Linked DNA regions of Homo sapiens: region 1 is linked to region 2. The links are chromatin loops, found by intact Hi-C in ENCODE. Cell type or tissue: gastrocnemius medialis. All regions are shown on one strand. Links, peaks and the distances in the headings refer to the core of each region. The heading gives the core; the rest is flanking DNA. Region 1 has its middle 71 kb from the start of IL1R1. Region 2 overlaps IL1R1 (interleukin 1 receptor type 1).

Region 1 (10,404 bases), core at 1-8,000, 96 kb before region 2:
TCCTACAAAATTATTGGTTTGATTTCTATCATTATAGATTTGAAGGTCTTTCCTGGAGCTTCATATAAATGGAGCATAGAGTACGTGCTTGTGTGTGTCTAGTTTCTTGCACTCAGAATGATGTTTTGGGATTCATCCATGTTGTGTGCGCCAGTAGATCATGAGCACTATTCAATTGTGTGACTGTGCCACAGTTAGTTTACCAGTTCTCCTGCAGCTTGGGCACTTTCTAATTTTGGGCTATTATTTTTAAACTTACTCTGCAGTACAGCTGTTTCATGGGCAGATATTTTTATTCTCTTGAGTAGACACCTAGGAATGGAACTACTGAGTCAAAGACAGGCATATATTTAGTTTTATATGAAAGTGCCAGCATTCCCCCCCGAGTGGCTGCAGCATTGCACATTCTCCCCAGCAGCGCAGAGAGCTCTGGTTGCTCCGCATCTTTGCCGACATTTGTTCTTGCCCATCTTCTAAATTTTAGCCGTTCTGATAGGTGTGCAGCACTCGCTTGTTGCGTTAATTTACATTCCCCTTTATCACAGTGTATTTTAATTATCTGCTTAAGAGTCAGTCTCACCCGTCAGAATTCAGTGCAGGGAAACTGCATTCACTTTTGCTGGTTGAATGAACAGTCTGAACGCCACATGGTCCTTTTCCTCACTCCACTTAAAATCAAACAGGGACAGCCGGGTGTGGTGGCTCAAGCCTGTAATCCCAGCACTTTCAGAGGCTGAGGTGGGTGGATCACCTGAGGTCAGGGGTTCAAGACCAGCCTGGCCAACATGGTGAAACCCTGTCTCTACTAAAAATATGAGAAATGAGCTGGGCCTGGCGGCGGCGCCTATAATCCCAACTACTCGGGAGGCTGAGGCAGGAGAATTCCTTGAATCCAGAAGGCAGAGGTTGTAGTGAGCCGAGATCGTGCCACTAGACTCCAGCCTGGGCAACACAGCAAGACTCCATCTCAAAACAAACCAAAACAAAAAAACTCCAGTACATCCTGGACAGATGATGCATTGGTGCCAGGTGAAGGTGGGGTGACTGACCATCCCAGTGTGCCCAGGCCTGAGGGATCTCTTGGGCTGCAGGACATTCAATCCTAAAACCAGGACTATCTTGGGCAAACTAGGATGGCTGGTCATCCAGGGAAGGTAAGGGGCCAGCATGAAGATAGCAGTGTGACATTTAGTCATAATTACACCAAAATGGGACTTTCTTTCTCTATAATTGATCTTAACTTAGCTCATGAATCCCTACTTCTGCTTATGGTGGAAAAATTCAGTTTTTTCCAGCTGGTATGGTTTGAATGTGTCCCCACCCAACTCTCACCTTGAATTTTAATAATTCCCACTTGTCAAGGGTGAGGCCAGGCCGGGCACGGTGGCTCACGCCTGTAATCCCAGCACTTTGGGAGGCCGAGGTGGGCAGATCACGAGGTCAGGAGATCGAGACCATCCTGGCTAACACGGTGGAACCCTGTCTCTACTAAAAATACAAAAAATTAGCTGGGCGTGGTGGCAGGCACCTGTAGTCCCAGCTATTTGGGAGGCTGAGGCAGGAGAATGGCGTGAACCCGGGAGGCGGAGGTTGCAGTGAGCTGAGATCGCCCACTGCACTCCAGCCTGGGTGACAGAGCGAGACTCTGTCTTAGAAAAAAAAAAAAAAAGGGGGTGAAGGGGTGAGGCCAGGTGGAGATAACTGAATCATGGGGGCAGTCTCCCTGATACTGTTCTCAAGGTAGTGAATAGGCCTCATGAGATTTGATGGTTTTATAAAGGGCAGTTCCCCTGCACACACTCTCTTGCCTGAAGCCATGGCAGCCATGTAAGATGTGACATTGCTCCTCATTTGCCTTCTGCCATGATTGTGAGGCCTCCCCAGCCATGTGGAACTGTGAGTCCATTAAACCTCTTTCCTTGATAAATTACCCAGTCTTGGGTATGTCTTTATGAGCAGTGTGAGAACAGACTAATACACCATCTCAGGGTCACTCAGGTCCTCTCAGTCCTACATATGGTTACTTAAGGGTTTGAAAGAGCTCAAGATTCTTTGCCTTTCTTCTTTTCCTCTCTTCTCTCATTGCTGCCCACAATTGGAGCTGCTTAGTGATATGGACCTGGTCACTGCACCTTGTGCTGTTGATTTCTGTGTGTCCTGCATGGGCCCTGCATGGGTCCGTGGGGCACGTGCTTTGTAGGAATAGCCCAGGAACTTTCCAAAACCCTTCTGTAGCTTGCTGGGGTGATTTGAACCTTGAGACTTCCCTCAAGCCCATCTTCCCAGGTATCCCTCCCTCCCCTACCCACTGCCAACCCCCTTGTTGCCCATCCACAGGCTCCATCGTGGAGTGGGCTTCAATCCAAGGTTTACAGTCTCTGGCTGGAGCCTGGAAATCAACACAATTTCCTCGTTTTCTCATGCCCCCTACTCCCTAACTTCCATTTCTGCCCCAACCCTAGTCATCTTCCCTCAGTGTTCATTGTGTTATGTGCTGGTTCAAACGTGTACTTCCCTTGAACAGGAACTCTCTGGTTTATGGCATAACGTTATGCTCCAGGCTCTTGATATATAAGGATATGTTCTAGAGTTCCAACAAATAAAAGCAAAAATAAAACCAAAATTCTTCTCTCTCAAGTGGCAGACTTAAAAGTCAAGGTTTTTAAGATTCACATTTTGAAAAATCAGCTTGGTGACTATGCTGGTTTCTCGACTCCATCCTGTGCTTGCCCTCCTGTCAGGGCAGTGCCCGGCGAATGCAACCTGCTGCCTTAGTGTGGGGGCAGAAGGCATAGGGGAGGATGGAGGAGAGAGTCGGCTCTGGAGTGAGGTTTGAAGGCTTACTGGAGATGTGTGACCGGAGATTGACTTTAAAGGGCAAACTTTGGCTAAGGGGGTGCGGGGGCTGGAAACCCCTTCCACAGAAGAAACCTGGCAAGAATCAAAGCACAAAGTTGGCTGCGCCTGGTGTCAGCCCCTGATAAGCAGCCTGACTGCAGGGGAGGACGTGGCTACAGGGCAGATAAGATGTAAGGGTGGCTGAGGAGGTCCCTGGGCAGTTTATCTCATACCTCCCACTGGCTTCTGCGAGCCCAGGTGGGTGCCAAGGTTAGCCACCTCCCCCAAACCTGCTCTCCTATTCGCAGCACAACCCTCCTGGACAAAGCGTTTTTCCTCAGCCTTCACCACCCATGGAGGAGGTGTGATTACCTCTATTCACAGAAAGGAGACTGGGACCCAACCAAGGCAAGTCATTTGCTTCAGACCACAGAGCAAAGAATCATTCTGTCATTCCAGAAATATTTGTCAGGCGCCCCTGGTGTGTCAGGTAGGTGCACCTTGAACATTTGTTTAATTTGTACTTAATAACATTTTCAAGAGGACATTACCTCCTTAAGTGAAAAATCTGTGAGGAGTTTTCTATCTTTCTAAGTCTTTGTGGCACACTTATCACATGCATAGTACTATTTCTCAAGTTACCCAGGCACACACAGATGTATGGCTTTCAGGAAGCCATACATCTGTGTAGCTCTGAGGCCCAGCCTTGTTCAACACTTCACTCAGAAGAATTGCTGGCCTGATGACCAACAATAATTGTCAACAACTTAAAACTTCATTGACGGCTCCTAAAAAAAATCAGTGTGCATGTGTGTGTGTATGTGTGTGTGCGTGTGTGTGTGTGTGTGTGTATGAGTGTGTGTATAACATTCATTACTGCAAACTGGAATGGAGTGGGGCTGGAAGGCAGCCCAGAAGCAAGGCTCAGAGCCTGGAGCTGCTGACCTCTTGGGGACACTGCAGCCCTGGCCTGGCCTACTTTTCTCTTCTCCCATATCTGGAAAATGAAAGTAGCCTGACGTATCCGGGGACCCGGCCCAAGACTCCACCCATTGGCAGCTCTTCACTTGTATCTTTTCATATCAAAAATGGGAGGTGACACCCAGTTTAAGGAAAATTCCAAGGCATTTGTCTCGACTAATGTGAAAGATGATTACAGTGGCCAGAGGACTGCCAAGGCTCCTTCTCAAGCTGCTTGAGTCAATGAGGGTAAGGTTTTAAAGGGCCCGCCCTGGCTTCCTTGGGCCTGTAGTTTGTGACTGTGTCGTTTTCAGAGTGGGAAGGCCCAGAGTTGGCCCCATGGAATTCTTTCTGCTTCTAGGGTGTTTGAAGAGATAGAAAGCCAGGGTAAGGTTCACCGAACCTCCAAGCAAAAATAAATTTCCAGAAGGGGCCCCTTTACTCTGAGGACATTGAATAGCAACAAAAACTACCACTGAAGAGTCATTTTGTCCCAGGCCCTGTGCTGGAAACTTTGAACACCTGTGTTCACCCCTCCCTCATGACACTCATGAAGATATACCATGGCTGTCTTTATTTTCTAGGTGGGAATCTCAGGCTTGAGGGTTGGGGTGGCTTGGGGAAGGTGTGTATCTAAGAGGTAGCTCTTATTTATTTTTACTTCTAGAGATTAAGACACATTCTTTTTCAAGATAGACATGGAACTGTCAAAAAGGATTAAAAGTTAAATAAGGATAAGGTTATGTAAATTGATCTTATGTAAAAAAAAACACTAAGATATTTGAAGACTAGGCATCATTATGTGTTATATCATGATTTTTAAAATGATGCTACCAAGAGTACTTCAGAGGTCCAAAGCTGAAATATATTTGTATACTTATATATATAAAGTAAGGGATACTTATTTAAAACCTCAAAAAATCAGAAGTATGTAAAGGAAGAAATAAAAGCTCCCTCTTCCCTTCTGATTCTAATTTATATCAAATTTATATCTCTATCTGTAGCTCAATTTGCCTTTTTAACTAAATAGGGTGATATCACACATATCATTCCTTAACACTTTTCTCTCTTAACGACTTCTAATGGACATCTATTTGTGGCACTGTATATAGGGCATACTTTCTTGAAAAATCCATTGCATGGTATTTTATTCTTGAATAAATCACTTGCATGGCATTTTATTGTAAGATTGTGTCATAATGTATTTATTCAGTTCCCTGGTGATGGCTTTATCATGTGGCTTTTGGCTGAAAGTATCAGAAAGTGGCCCAAACTGGCTTACATAAATTTACCATCTCATGTAACTGAAGTTCAAAGAAAGAGTGGCTTCTGAGTGGGTTCCATACTACTAGCATAATATTTGGCATTTCCCTGTATGTCCCCTCCTCTGTGTGTTGGTTTTGTTTGAAGATTCTTTCCCTTTATGGTGGCAAAATGGTTTTTGTAGTGGCACCAGGCTTTACAACCTCTTGTGAGGGAAGAGGGAGAAATGCCATGCCTTAATGTGCCAAGAAGGAGGTGTGAGATCCACCCTGGTTGAACCCCATGGTGCCGGTGTCCTCTCCTAGACCAGTGGCTGCCAAGGGCCATCTTCCGAGGAAGCACCTGGACTATACATCCTCCACAATGGGCCCTTAGAATTGGTCCATATTTTTCAAAATTGCAAATAATGTGTAAAATCATTGTACTTGGCCGGGTGTGGTAGCTTATGCCTGTAATCCCAGCACTTTGGGAGGCCGAAGTGGGGGGAATCAGCTGAGGTCAGGAGTTCGAGACCACCCTGGCTGACACGGCAAAACCCCGTCTCTAGTAAAAATACAAAAAAATTAGCTGGGCATGGTGGCCTGTGCCTGTAATCCTAGCTACTAGGGAGGCTGAAGCAGGAGAACTGCTTGAACCCGGGAGGTGGAGGTTGCAGTGAGCCGAGATTGTGCCATTGCACTCCAGCCTGGGTGACAGAGCAAGACTCTGTGTCACCAAAAAAAAAAAAAAAGAAAAAAATTCGTACACTTTACATATAGCACTGTTTACTTGGGCAATTATCTGTTTAGGATAAACTAGAAATAATATTGCTAAGCCAAATAGAATATAGGTTTTAAAAGTTTGGCGCTTTATCCTCCAAAACAGATTTTAATAGTTTACACTTGTAATAGATGTACCTGGTTTCTTATACCTCACTTACTGGAATATTAGAAATCGTTTAGTCTCTACCAAAACATGGCATTTTTCTATTATCTTAATTCACATTTCTTTGGTTATTAGTAATCTTGAACATGTTTTTCACGTCTATTGGCTTTTTGCTTTTTGCTTATTGCTTTTTGCTTCTTTCTTTTTTCTTCTGTGGACTGTTTATTCATGTCTTTTGCAGTATTCTCTCTTGGATTTGTGAGAATTGTTTATTTATTATAAACATTAAACCTTGATTGGTAATACATGTTGCAAATATTTTTCCCTAAGTTTTCATTGATTTGCCAAACTTAGTTTTTTTTTCCAAGTTGTCTTTTCTATGCAAAAGTTTTCGCTTTTTTGTAGGTGAAACTATGAGAAATTTTCCTTTACCATTTCCGAGTTTAATGTCATGCTAAGTCCTTCCTGTCTTGGGAAGATGTGTTCACAGCCCACTGACTGAAGGCCCTTCCCGGCCAGTTCTGAGCTTGAGCTGAGTCAAATGTAAACAGCTCCTGGGGCTGTGGGTATAGAAACTCCCTTTCTCTTTGGGTCTGGAATACCATGATGCCTTTTCCCTGTCCTCATTTTTCTTAAATGTTTTCATTTAATCCAGGCATTATGTACTGGGGGATCAACTATTCGCAAAACTCAGTAAAAGGCGGATTCCCAAGGCTCCACTTTGGATGCAGTAGGTCTGGGGCCAAAGCATGTGAGAAAAAAAGTGTCAGCATTTATTCATTCCACAGCTATTTCATGAGGGTTCAGGGCATCATTCTGGGGACCACGGATACAATACGGTGAACATCATAGACAAGGTTCTTATTCTCATGTAGCCTAAATTCTACTGGGGGAGATGGATAATAGGTGAACAAATAAACAAACAAACTCATCTGGCACCAAAAAGTCCACTAGGCAAAGTGCTGACTGTGAAGAAAAGCTGGGGTGGAAAGAGAGGCCATGGCCCCTGCAAAATGGAATAGGAACAAAGATTTAATCATTTGCCTCTGAAAAATCTCAGTGATGAGTTCCTTCCCTCCCTTCCCTCAACCTCCAGTGTAGAGGAGACTGATGATGATTGACAGGGAAGCACTGGTGGCTTCTCAGAAGTCCATGTGCCTCTTCCACTGCCTTAGTCACCCCTTACTCTGCATTTTCACAGAATCTCAGTGAAATTGCTTAAACCTCTGAGTACCTGAGAGATACTCAGGGCTCTTTCTTGGATGCCAAATAGATAAAATATTGACTCTTAAACATATGTCTGAATTCCTCTTGCCTTTCCAAGGTAGGAGACCATACCATACTCATTTGACAGCACCATTTACGGTCAACAAATCTCTAAGCTCAAAGAAGAGAAGAGGCAAAAAGCAACCCTACCTTATGCAATTAAAAAAAAATCTCCCTTTATAGAGTTTCATTGACCCTTTCTTAAAACCCCCTAAAATGGACGTCAACAATGCCCCTCTTTTATGATGAGAGGATGGAGGAGCAAACAGGTCGAGGGACTTATTCCAATCGAACGTCTCAGTAGCTCAGTCCCAAGGAGCTCTGCCCCAGTAGTGCCACTTCAAGTCCCATGTTCTTTTCATCTTGTGAGTGATGAGCAGCACGTGGTCTCTAGGTTTGCAATATAATTTAGGATTTACTCCTTGGGTTTAGTTTTGGTAACTCTCAAAGAAGTTCAAATATTAAGAATTTTGCTAGCTGTTTTAGTAATCTATTGCTGTGTAACTACCTCTTCCCCTACCCCCAGTCCAGAAAACAACAACCATCTTCTCTTTTCTCGTGGTTCTGTGGGCAGTTCTGCTCCACATGACGTGGTCTGGGGCTGCAGTCCTGTGGATGCTTCTTTGGGCTGGTGAGGTTCCATATGGTGCTTTCACACGTCTGGTGCTTTGGTGAGACAGTGGGGAGGCTGGGCTCAGATGGCAAGCTGTGATGACTGGGCCTATCTGCCCATGTCATCTCTGGGCCTCTCCATATGGTCTTTCTGCATTCTCTCCAGCCGGGTGGCCTATTCCTTACATGGTAGTTTGGGGCTCCTAAAAGTGCAGACATGGAAGCTGTTCAACCTTTGTGAGATGCTGCCCCAGAGCTAGCCTAACATCCCTTCCTCTGCCCTCTATGGGTAAAGCAGAAGCACCAAATTCAAGCTGGGAGGAAAACAAACTTCCTCTTTCAAAGGCGAAAGTGACAAAGAATTTGCAGGCCGTTTAAATCCACCACATTGTCCAGTCAGGAGCACCCATTTTCTCATTGACCTTCTGCTAAGTGAAGAGGTAGAAGGAATTTTCACAATGGCTTTTAGAAAAGTAAAACAATACAGGAAGGGATTTTGCTGTCATTTAAAACATGGTCTGCTCCAGATGGAGGATTTGGTGATTTTTATTTTCTTCTTTACTAAACATTTCTGCATTTCATGAAGTTTTTCAGTGCATCATTTTTATTATCAGAAAAACAATGACATTTTATTAAATATATATATATTTAACTCATTAATTATCTAACTCATTGAATATATATTTTCATTCTATATGTATATATATGTGTGTTTACATATAAACGTGTGTTATGCGTATTCTTTATACATTTTTCTCTTGTTTTTTGAGTTGGACCTTGGCAAAGTCAGTGGTGACACCTGGATTACCTTGTGTTAACTTTAATCAGTTATGTGACATCCATGGGATTGGCAAGTAAAACAAGTTATTGGTAGTGGGAGTTTGAATAGATGGCTTCTAAACACCCTCCCAGACACTGTACCTTCAACTCTCTGATCTCATCCAATCCAGACCAACACTTCTTTACTAAGTTTCTCTGTTAATCAGTTTGCACAGGAAAATGTTTCCATTCAACACATATGTATGATGAGCATGTTGTGACACTGGCTCTGTGTAGACATAGTGGGCACTGAGGAAATCTGGGGATCCTGCCATTAGGAGCTTGTGAGCTGGCGGGGAGCTATGGTGATGCACAAAATTATAACACATGCTAAAAGAACACAGTTAAAAGAGAAATAAAATTTAAATGTTAAAGAGGTGATTACCAGTTATTTGAAAAAAAAATTCACCTCTTTCCAAGGAGATTAGATTTCTACTTTTAGAATTCTTCATACAAATACACATATTTTGAGTTCTTGATCTCAGAACCCCATTGCATATATTGCATGCAACTGGTTTGCAAGTTTTTGGTACACACCCACCCCACACATACCTGATTGCCTACTGCACTTCCTAGAAATGTCGAGGAAGCCTAGATGACAGAAGTTAATTTCTTCCCAGGGAATGTAAAGCATATCTTGGCAGATAAGAACGAAAATACAGGTTAAAGACAGAAGATTTCACTGGGAGTGGCTATGAGGAGCCATTTAAATTTCTAGCAGCAAATGGGTGGCACAATTGGCTTTAAGATGATCAATCTATTGGCAGTGTATCATAGAGCTTCCCAACTTATCTGTGCCAGGGAGGGATCAACAGTGCACACCTGAAACTTATTACAGACTAATTTCAAGTGATATTGTACTGCTTCAGGTATGATATAAGAACTTTATAACGCTTTCATTTCTCCCTTCCTGGTCTTTGTGTTATTATTGCTGCACATTTTCCTTCTACATATGTTATGAGACCCACAATACATTTTTAATTTTGCTTCAGTTATGTTTTGAAATGTTTTAATTAATAAAAATATCTTACTTATGTACCCATGTAGTTACCATTTCTATTGCTTCGTATTCTTTTTTTTTTTTTTTGAGATGGAATCTCACTCTGTCGCCTAGGCTGGAATGCAGTGGTGTGATCTCGGCTCACTGCAAGCTCCGCCTCCCAGGTTCACACCATTCTCCTGCCTCAGCCTCCCAAGTAGCTGGGACTACAGGCGCCTGCCACCATGCCTGGTTAATATTTTGTATTTTTAGTAGAGACGGGGTTTCACCGTGTTAGCCAGGATGGTCTCAATCTCCTGACCTCGTGATCCACCCACCTCATGTTTCCATTTGGTATAATTTTCTTTTTATCTGGAGGGCTTCCTTCAACATTTCTTATAGTGCAGGTCTGCTGGTAACAAATTATTTCAGTTTATAGATGTCTGAAAATGACTTCATTTTATCTTCATTTCTGAAAGACATTTTTGCTGCATAAATTTTTATAGGTCTAGAATTATTTCTTTTAGCCCTTTAAAGATATTGATCTAGGGTCTTTTGGCTTGCATTGTTTCTAATGAGAAATCTGCTGTCATTCTTTTTTCTTTTTTTTGCTCTTCTTTGGCAGCTTTTAAGATTTTCTCTTTAGCAGGTATTGTAAGCATTTGATTATGATGTACCTTAGTGTAGTTGTCTTCATATTTTTTGTATTAGGGCTTGTTGCCCTTCTTGGATCTGTGGGTTTACAGTTACTGTATTTGGGGGGTTTGTAGCCATTATTTATTCAAATTTTTTTTCTATTAATT
Region 2 (8,000 bases), core at 1-8,000:
ATGTTTTGGTATATGTATACATTGTGAAATGGTTAACCCTAGCTAATTAATCAAACTTTCTTTTCATGAGTGTTAGCCTGGCAAATATTTTTCTTTTCTTTTTAATCTATTTTTACCTTTATTTATAAAATGTCTGTATGTAGGTGTATGTGTTTATGTTAGGCACCACATAGTTGGGCCTTTCTTTAGCCAATCTGATCATTTCCGCCTTTCAATGAGAGTGTTTAGACTATTTGAAATTTTAGTGTGATTATTCATATATTAGGGTTTAATTCTGGGATCTTGCTATTTGTTTTTCTATTTGTCCCATCAATTCTGTTATTTTTTTCTCTTTTTTTGCTGCCTTTTAGATTAATTGGCATTTTTAGGATTCATTTTATTTTGCTTTTTGGCTTTTTAGTCATAACTGTTTGTTGTGTATGTGTTTTTTTAATGACTGCTCTGGGGCTTAAATAGCCATCTCTAAGTTATCTCTGTCTGCCTTCAGGTAACACTATACAGTTTCACATATAGTATACAAAGTTAAGAGTATATACCCATTTCTCCTTTCTTGAACTTTGCCCTATTATTTCCATATATGTTACTTCTTTATTTGTTTTAAACTTTATAGCATTTTATTATTTTTTATTTAAACACTCAGTTTTCTTTAAAGAGATTTAAATAATAAGAAAGATGATCTTATAATTACCCATTTTTGTTGCTATTCATTCTTTTGCGTAGATTCATTTTCATCTTATAATATTGTGCTTTTTGAAGGAATTAAATATTTCTTGTAATGCAGGTCTACTGGTGATGACATTTTACAGCTTTGGCAAATCTGAAAAAGTCAGTATTTTTTCCTAAATTTTAAATATATTTTCATGGGATATGGAATTCTAGGTAGACTTTTTCTTTCAGTACTTTAACGATATTGTTTTGCTCTCTTCTGGCTTGTATTGTTTTTGGAAAGAAAGCTGCATCATTTTTTGTCTTTGTCCTCTGCAATAATTGTGTCATTTCTCCCGGGCTACATAGAAGATTTTATCTTTGTCACTGGTTTTAAACAATTTTATTATTATGTGTTTGTAGTTTGCTTTATGTTTCTTTTGCTTGGGGTTCATTGTGATATGGGGGCCTATGTATACATCATTTTTGTCACATCTTGAAAAACTTCAAATATGTTTTCTGTTTTCCACATTTTTCTTCTTCAGTGATTCATATTACATGTATTGAAGTTGTCCTAAGTAAAATAATTCCCTGCCCATTTTATTCTGTTATTTTTGTCTCTGTGCTTAATTTTGGATAATTTCTAATGCTGTGTCTTCAAGTTCACTCATCTTTTTTTTTCCTGCAGTATCAAATCTGCCGTGAATCCCATCCATTGTTTTTTGTAACTCAACATTATTGTTTTCATCTCTAAAAGTTTTTTAAAATCTCTTTCATGTCTTCACTAATCATGTTTGATCTTTCCTGTAGCATCTTGAATAAATGGAATACAATAGTAATAAACTATTTTAATTTTTAAATTTATTAGGCCTATTGTCTGTGTCATTTCTGGGTCAGTTTTGACTGATCGATTTTTTTCCTCCTTATCGTTGGTTGTATGTTACTGCTTCTTTGCATGCCTAATTATTTTTTTGGATGTTAGACATTGTGGATTTTACCATGTTGGGTGCTGGATATTTTCGTATTCCCCAGAATGTTCTTGAGCTTTGTTCTGCCACATGATTGTTACTTGGAAATGGTTTAATCCTTTCGGGTCTTGCTTTTAAGCTTAATTAGGATCAGGAAAAAGTTTATTCTTGGCCTAATTTTCCCTAATGACTGAGTCAGAACCCTTCTGGGTACTCTGCCTGATGCCTTATCATTAATGAGGCTTTCCACCCTGGCTGTTGGGAACAGCAACTGTTTCCAGCATTGGGTGTGCTCCATGTGTTACTCCCTCCAGTTCGTTTGGTAGTCCTCCCTCTAGCCTTGGGTCATTTTCTTATATGCTTACACTGACTGATACTCAGCTGAAAACTTGGGGGAGACTCTCAGTTATCCCAAGACTCTTTCTGCGTGTCGTTATGCAGCTCTAAGTACTTGGGTACTCTGCCCTGCAAACTTTTCTACCCAGGTTCTCAGCTCCATCTCCTCAACTCACTGGGCTTTGCCTGTGTTTTTTCTCGGCAATGTCATGGCCTAGCTGTAATTTTGGACACCTCCTTTCTTCTCCGTCTTTCTGGGATTTCTCTCCTTTGTTTTCTGATGTTCAATGTCTTGAATACTGTTGTTTCATATATTTTGTCCATTTTTTAGTTGTTCATGTGGGAAGGTAAATCCAGTTTCTATTACTCCATCTTGTACTGAAAGGCATGTCTCTCCTCCTACATTGTCCCCACTTTTTAGATGAGTGAAAAGGGGGTGAAGGATGTTAAATAACTTGCCAGGGGTACAGCACACAGGCAGTAAGTGATGCAGCTGGACTTGAATATGCTTCTCAGACTCCCCAGATAATGATCTTATCACAAGGCTGTAAAGCTTTTATATGTAATGTGAATTGATGTATTTAATAATCAATGTGTTTCTTCGTAGATATTAAATCAAGACACACTGGCAGATTTTTATGTAAATTGCTTCCACCCTTCTTCCTTTTAAAGATAAATGCAAGGAACGTGAAGAAAAAATAATTTTAGTGTCATCTGCAAATGAAATTGATGTTCGTCCCTGTCCTCTTAACCCAAATGAACACAAAGGCACTATAACTTGGTATAAAGATGACAGCAAGACACCTGTATCTACAGAACAAGCCTCCAGGATTCATCAACACAAAGAGAAACTTTGGTTTGTTCCTGCTAAGGTGGAGGATTCAGGACATTACTATTGCGTGGTAAGGTAAGAGAGGAATTAGTATGTTACAAACATGTTCTAGTTTCCTGCAGTTGTTAAGGACAGAAATACTTTTAATAATGCTTAACTTACCTATTTTATTTTATTTTAGAAATTCATCTTACTGCCTCAGAATTAAAATAAGTGCAAAATTTGTGGAGAATGAGCCTAACTTATGTTATAATGCACAAGCCATATTTAAGCAGAAACTACCCGTTGCAGGAGACGGAGGACTTGTGTGCCCTTATATGGAGTTTTTTAAAAATGAAAATAATGAGTTACCTAAATTACAGTGGTATAAGGTAATTTTATTTTAAATATGACATTTCACTTTTCCAGAAAATAAAATAGTTCCCTGGACAATAGAATGTATCTGCAAAGTACCTTTTTATTTTGTATATTGTTTTCTCTTTAATGGTGAAACTTGATAGGGAACCTAAAAAGAATTGTAAGACTGCATTCACTTAATTTGAAGCTTAACTAGAAATTTGTTTGCTGTTGTTTTTATTTAATTTAATAAGATGTAATTGAGAAAAGTACTAGAAATAGATGTTTAAAGAGAAGGCTGATTATAAGCTTAAGGTATTGAAGATGTAACTATTTATTACAAAACATACTATGTGTGTTTTATTGAAGATATGGTCTTCAAATAACCTGCTAGTTTCCATAACTGTCTGAAAAGTGGGTTGACTAGCTTTCCATGGAACACCCCATGTTTTGGTAACTTTAATCTACCTAGTCTGATGGAACTTAAATGGGGAATCATCTTGTAGAGCTTAAGACGTACTAAATACGTAATATCAATGAAGTGCAGTATTGTTAAGAAACTATATAGTGTTAACATTTTTTTCAAACATGTTTTTCTTGCAAAATAAATTGGCCTTCACTTCATAGTACAAGTCTCATAGACTTGAAAACTTAATGTCATAGGAATATAGTTAACTGTTTCCAAAAAGCCAGTATTAAAACTTACTATATGTAAGGAACTTTTCCAGTCACTTTCTAAAAATATAACATTTGCTAAGGTGAAAAAAATGGAGCTCCTTTGGCGGTAGATTGGGGAAAGTTATTGGTTATTGGTTTTCAATGCTTCTCTCTCCCTTTATCTAGGATTGCAAACCTCTACTTCTTGACAATATACACTTTAGTGGAGTCAAAGATAGGCTCATCGTGATGAATGTGGCTGAAAAGCATAGAGGGAACTATACTTGTCATGCATCCTACACATACTTGGGCAAGCAATATCCTATTACCCGGGTAATAGAATTTATTACTCTAGGTGAGTCATAGCTCCAGCCCTAAAAGGTTTAGATCTGGGAAGGTCCAGAGACTGTGATTCTAATACTACTTTCATTATCCATGAAGAAACCAAATCCAAGACGACCTCAATGATACCACAAAAGTCACATGGCTTTAGTTTTGTTTTTTTGTTACTAAATACTATGTAATGTTTTTCCATTCCTGCTTCAGATGTAGTTCTAATTAAATAGAGACATTATGAGCTGTGTTTTCCAACTGATTTAAGAGGGTTGTTCTTTGGCATGGCTAAAAATGGTTCTTACTGAAAGCTCTGGGGCTCCCTCTGGCTGGTATATGGGAATGTTCTGAGAGCCTGCACCTGGGGAATCTCAGTGAGTGTCAGTGTCTAGCAGCAAGCATCGGTGTGGACACTAATGAGCTTTGGAATAAGTCACATTTCCAGAATCTACCTCCTGTTCATTCTGTGTTAGGTGTTAACCTCTCTAACCCTGTTTCCTCTTCTGTAACAAGATGATGCAATCTCCCAAGGTTATTGGGAAGATTAGAGATATGGGGTACACGAAACTTGTGTACCTGGTGCAAAGAAATGCTTGGTGCAAAACAGCTATGCAATTAATAGGTGTAGGATGATTGTTCTTGTTAATTTTCTTGTGTCTTTCAATTCTGCGTTAACCATGTTTCATATTGAAAACTATATCACAGCAAAATGAAACAAAATGCACAAATTGCCAGGGGATAGTCAGAATGCTCAAACTTTTTGTAAATATTGAGATTTTGTAAGATTTATGTAATAAAATAAGAGTTATTCCAATCAGAACTTTTTTGCAGGTTATAGGGGTGACTATTAGTAGTTATGCTGGGACAACAGGTATAAATTGGGACTATCCCAAGCAAACTCAGAATATGATCACCCTATAAATAGCTTCACTTTTCCAGTTATATAATACTTTATTTTCCTAAAAATATTTTTATTAAATAAAAGTTAATTCCTTGCCATGGTCCCACAGGCATCAGTGAATCCCAATTTTCAATGGTCTTTGTATCAAACCATGTTCTTGAGTTTTTAGCAGCCTGTCATTGGGTAGCTCTGGTCTGTCTTTCCTGAAACATAGTAACCTAACCAGCAAGTAGAACTTGAGAGAGAACTGGGCACTGGGGACTATTTAAGCTAGGTTAAGTGTTTTTTTTTTTTTTTTTTTTTTTGAGATGGAGTCTCGCTCTGTCACCCAGGCTGGAGTGCAGTGGTGCGATCTCCGCTCACTGCAAGCTCTGCCTCCCGGGTTCATGCCATTCTTCTGCCTCAGCCTCCCGAGTAGCTGGAACTACAGGCGCCCGCCACCACGCCCGGCTAATTTTTTTGTATTTTTAGTAGAGATGGGGTTTCACCGTGTTAGCCAGGATGGTCTCGATCTCCTGACCTCGTGATCCGCCCACCTCTGCCTCCTTAAGTGCTGGGATTACAGGTGTGAGCCACCGCGCCCGGCCAGGTTAAGTGTGTTTTTGATATTCTCTGTTTCCTTTTCTGATCCCATTTGTAGAAACAATATACTCTACTCGGAGTGAGGTAATATTTTGTTTTCTTTCCAAGGCCCACACCAATGATGCCTAGCACTTTTTGTTCACTCAAGGATTCAAAAATATTTATTGAGCATTTACTATGTTTCAGGAACTGTAATAGGTATACATTAGGGAAAAAAACAGAGAATATCCTACCTTCATGGTGTTCACTTTTTTTTTGATTGGGGGAATACCGAGTGCTCAATTTTATAGTTTCTCATAGTTTCTTCATGGCCACAGATAAACCCCTGAAACCAATCTTTTCATAAATAAGTCAGATTAATTTCTGGGGCTTCTTGATACTTTTTTGCCTATTTTAATAAATTACAGCATTATTCCATAACCCTGTAGTTCTCACTATTGGGTCATTAACACAGTCATTAAATGCAAGCAGGTCTAGTATTGACTAGCCCTTCTGGCCAATAACACCCAATTCAAGGAAGTGACTTTCCACTACTCTCGCCTTTGCTGACATGCTTTCACTTAAGAGAGGCATTTGTCTGGGGACCCAGGGTCCTGGTGATGTGTGTGTTTTTCAGTAGCACCCCACTCTATGAATTCGGAAGGTCTAGCTCTACCCCGGGATTCACAGTGTGCTGTGGCCTCTGCCTCAGCTTTCTTCCTTCACTTTCTGCCTCCTGTCTCCTGGCATATGTGCTTTGAACACTTGATGGAATATCTGGCCAGAAGTCATTTAGTATGTTTTGCTAAGTGTTGTCGTCACTTGAGATTCTGATCTATAAGAGACTGACAAACCTTATGGATGTTTTTCTTTCAGAGGAAAACAAACCCACAAGGCCTGTGATTGTGAGCCCAGCTAATGAGACAATGGAAGTAGACTTGGGTAAGTGGGCTTCAGTGAGGGTATGCTGGAATCGGTTTTTTTTTTTTAAAACATAAGAGTAAGATAAATTGTATCTTTACTATATATAATCTAAGCCATTTACTGTATAAATCTATCAATGGAGGGAAAGTGAGACAAATTATATCTTAATTTTTTGTATTTCTTGCCTCTATGGCAAACATCTTGCCATGTCTGATATCTCCAGCCCTACTTTTCTGTGAACACTTATTACCATGAAAACACCAACCAGACACCAAGGTCAAAAGGCCTAGGAACCAGCAATGCCATTGACTGGTACAGGATTGGATTTCTTTCTTTTTTTTTTTTTCACAGAGTTAAAATATTTAATGACAAAAATAGGGTTTGCTGTAAAAGTGAATCAATACAGTAGGTGTTACTTATCTCTGAATTAAACAAAAATTATATTTGACATCTTAAAGAACTTCTGAAGAATTGATCATTGTACGACAGACATCAGCAGTGTTACAATTTCAGGACTGGATTTCTCATGACCAGATCCAAGCTTTGAGTCGGAAGAGTAAGGCTACAGGCCCCAAAGATGGTAGTCATTCTAGAAAAGTATTTTTCCAAGTTAGTGAACATTTTTTATTCAAGAGTAAAGAAAGAACCCCACAAGCATCTAGCTCTGCACTGTTTAGTGCAGTAGTTACTAGGCGCATGGAGTTATGGACATGTACAATTAAATTAAGTCAATTGATTCATTTAGTTAAATTAAAAATTAGTTCCTCTGTCACATTAGCCATATTTCAAGGGCTTAATAGCCACATGTGACAAGTGACTACTGTACAGACAAGCACAAATATAGAACATTTCCAACATCACTGAAAGTTCTATTGGAAACCACTGATCAAGAGAGAAAAAGTGGTTCTTTGTGTCAGAGGACCCAAAATAGGTTGGCCTTGGAATTGTCCTCTGTAATAGTAACTGCATGACAGCAGTCAAGAACCATACAGAGGTTAGAAGGTATATGCTTGTGATCTGTGAATTCTGTACTTGGCCAATTCTGTACTTGTTATTTATGGTGGAAGGTGGTAGAAAGACATTCTTAGACAGAAACAAAAATGTCAAAACTCAAAATTAAATATGGGCCAATAGGCTCTAGAACAATGTTTCTCAACCATCTTTTTTTGTTTTAAATTGTTCCCCTTTAGAGTCTAAAAAGTCTTCTTCCACCTAATTCTCTTTCCTGTCTTTAAATTTCAGTACCACAGTTATCTTTTATATTTGCTGATATACTGTGGCCCTTTGGAGTACCACAAACCATGTAATATCTAAGGTTTTCTTGCCTCTTCCCCAAGAACCAGTTTTTGCCCTGCTGGCCACAGCCCCTGTTGAAAATGCCTGCCCTAGAAGTGTGTAATTGAGAGCTCTGATGCCTAGGCTGCATTGATCTCTCAATCTACAAAAAAAAGCTTCAAATTAGGAAATAATTATTTTAATGTATTATATTGACAGTGGATCAGAAGCA

The links. A loop is a pair of places that touch in the nucleus more often than their neighbours do. Peaks named below come from ENCODE experiments on the same cell type or tissue, not always from the same donor. Only the 100,000 strongest peaks of a DNase experiment are listed, where the experiment ranks them.
Region 1: it touches region 2 in a loop (3-fold over the local background); 5 of 110 quality-filtered maps call a loop at or near these places.

What each region holds. Positions count from the first base shown.
Region 1 is chr2:102,066,487-102,076,890 of GRCh38, forward strand. It overlaps a transcript of IL1R1 not described here. Among named protein-coding and RNA genes, the nearest start is that of IL1R1, 71 kb to the right of the region's middle. In gastrocnemius medialis, for the core only: a CTCF peak has its summit at 3,775; a DNase peak (open chromatin) is centred at 3,815; H3K4me3 peaks cover 2,186 bases; H3K27ac peaks cover 6,204 bases.
Region 2 is chr2:102,162,153-102,170,152 of GRCh38, forward strand. It overlaps IL1R1 (interleukin 1 receptor type 1), which reads left to right. Exons shown (of 12, transcript NM_000877.4): 4 at 2,622-2,856; 5 at 2,963-3,152; 6 at 3,961-4,129; 7 at 6,446-6,511. Among named protein-coding and RNA genes, the nearest start is that of IL1R1-AS1, 16 kb to the right of the region's middle. In gastrocnemius medialis, for the core only: CTCF peaks have their summits at 4,442 and 4,641; no DNase peak of the experiment used is centred there; H3K27ac peaks cover 704 bases.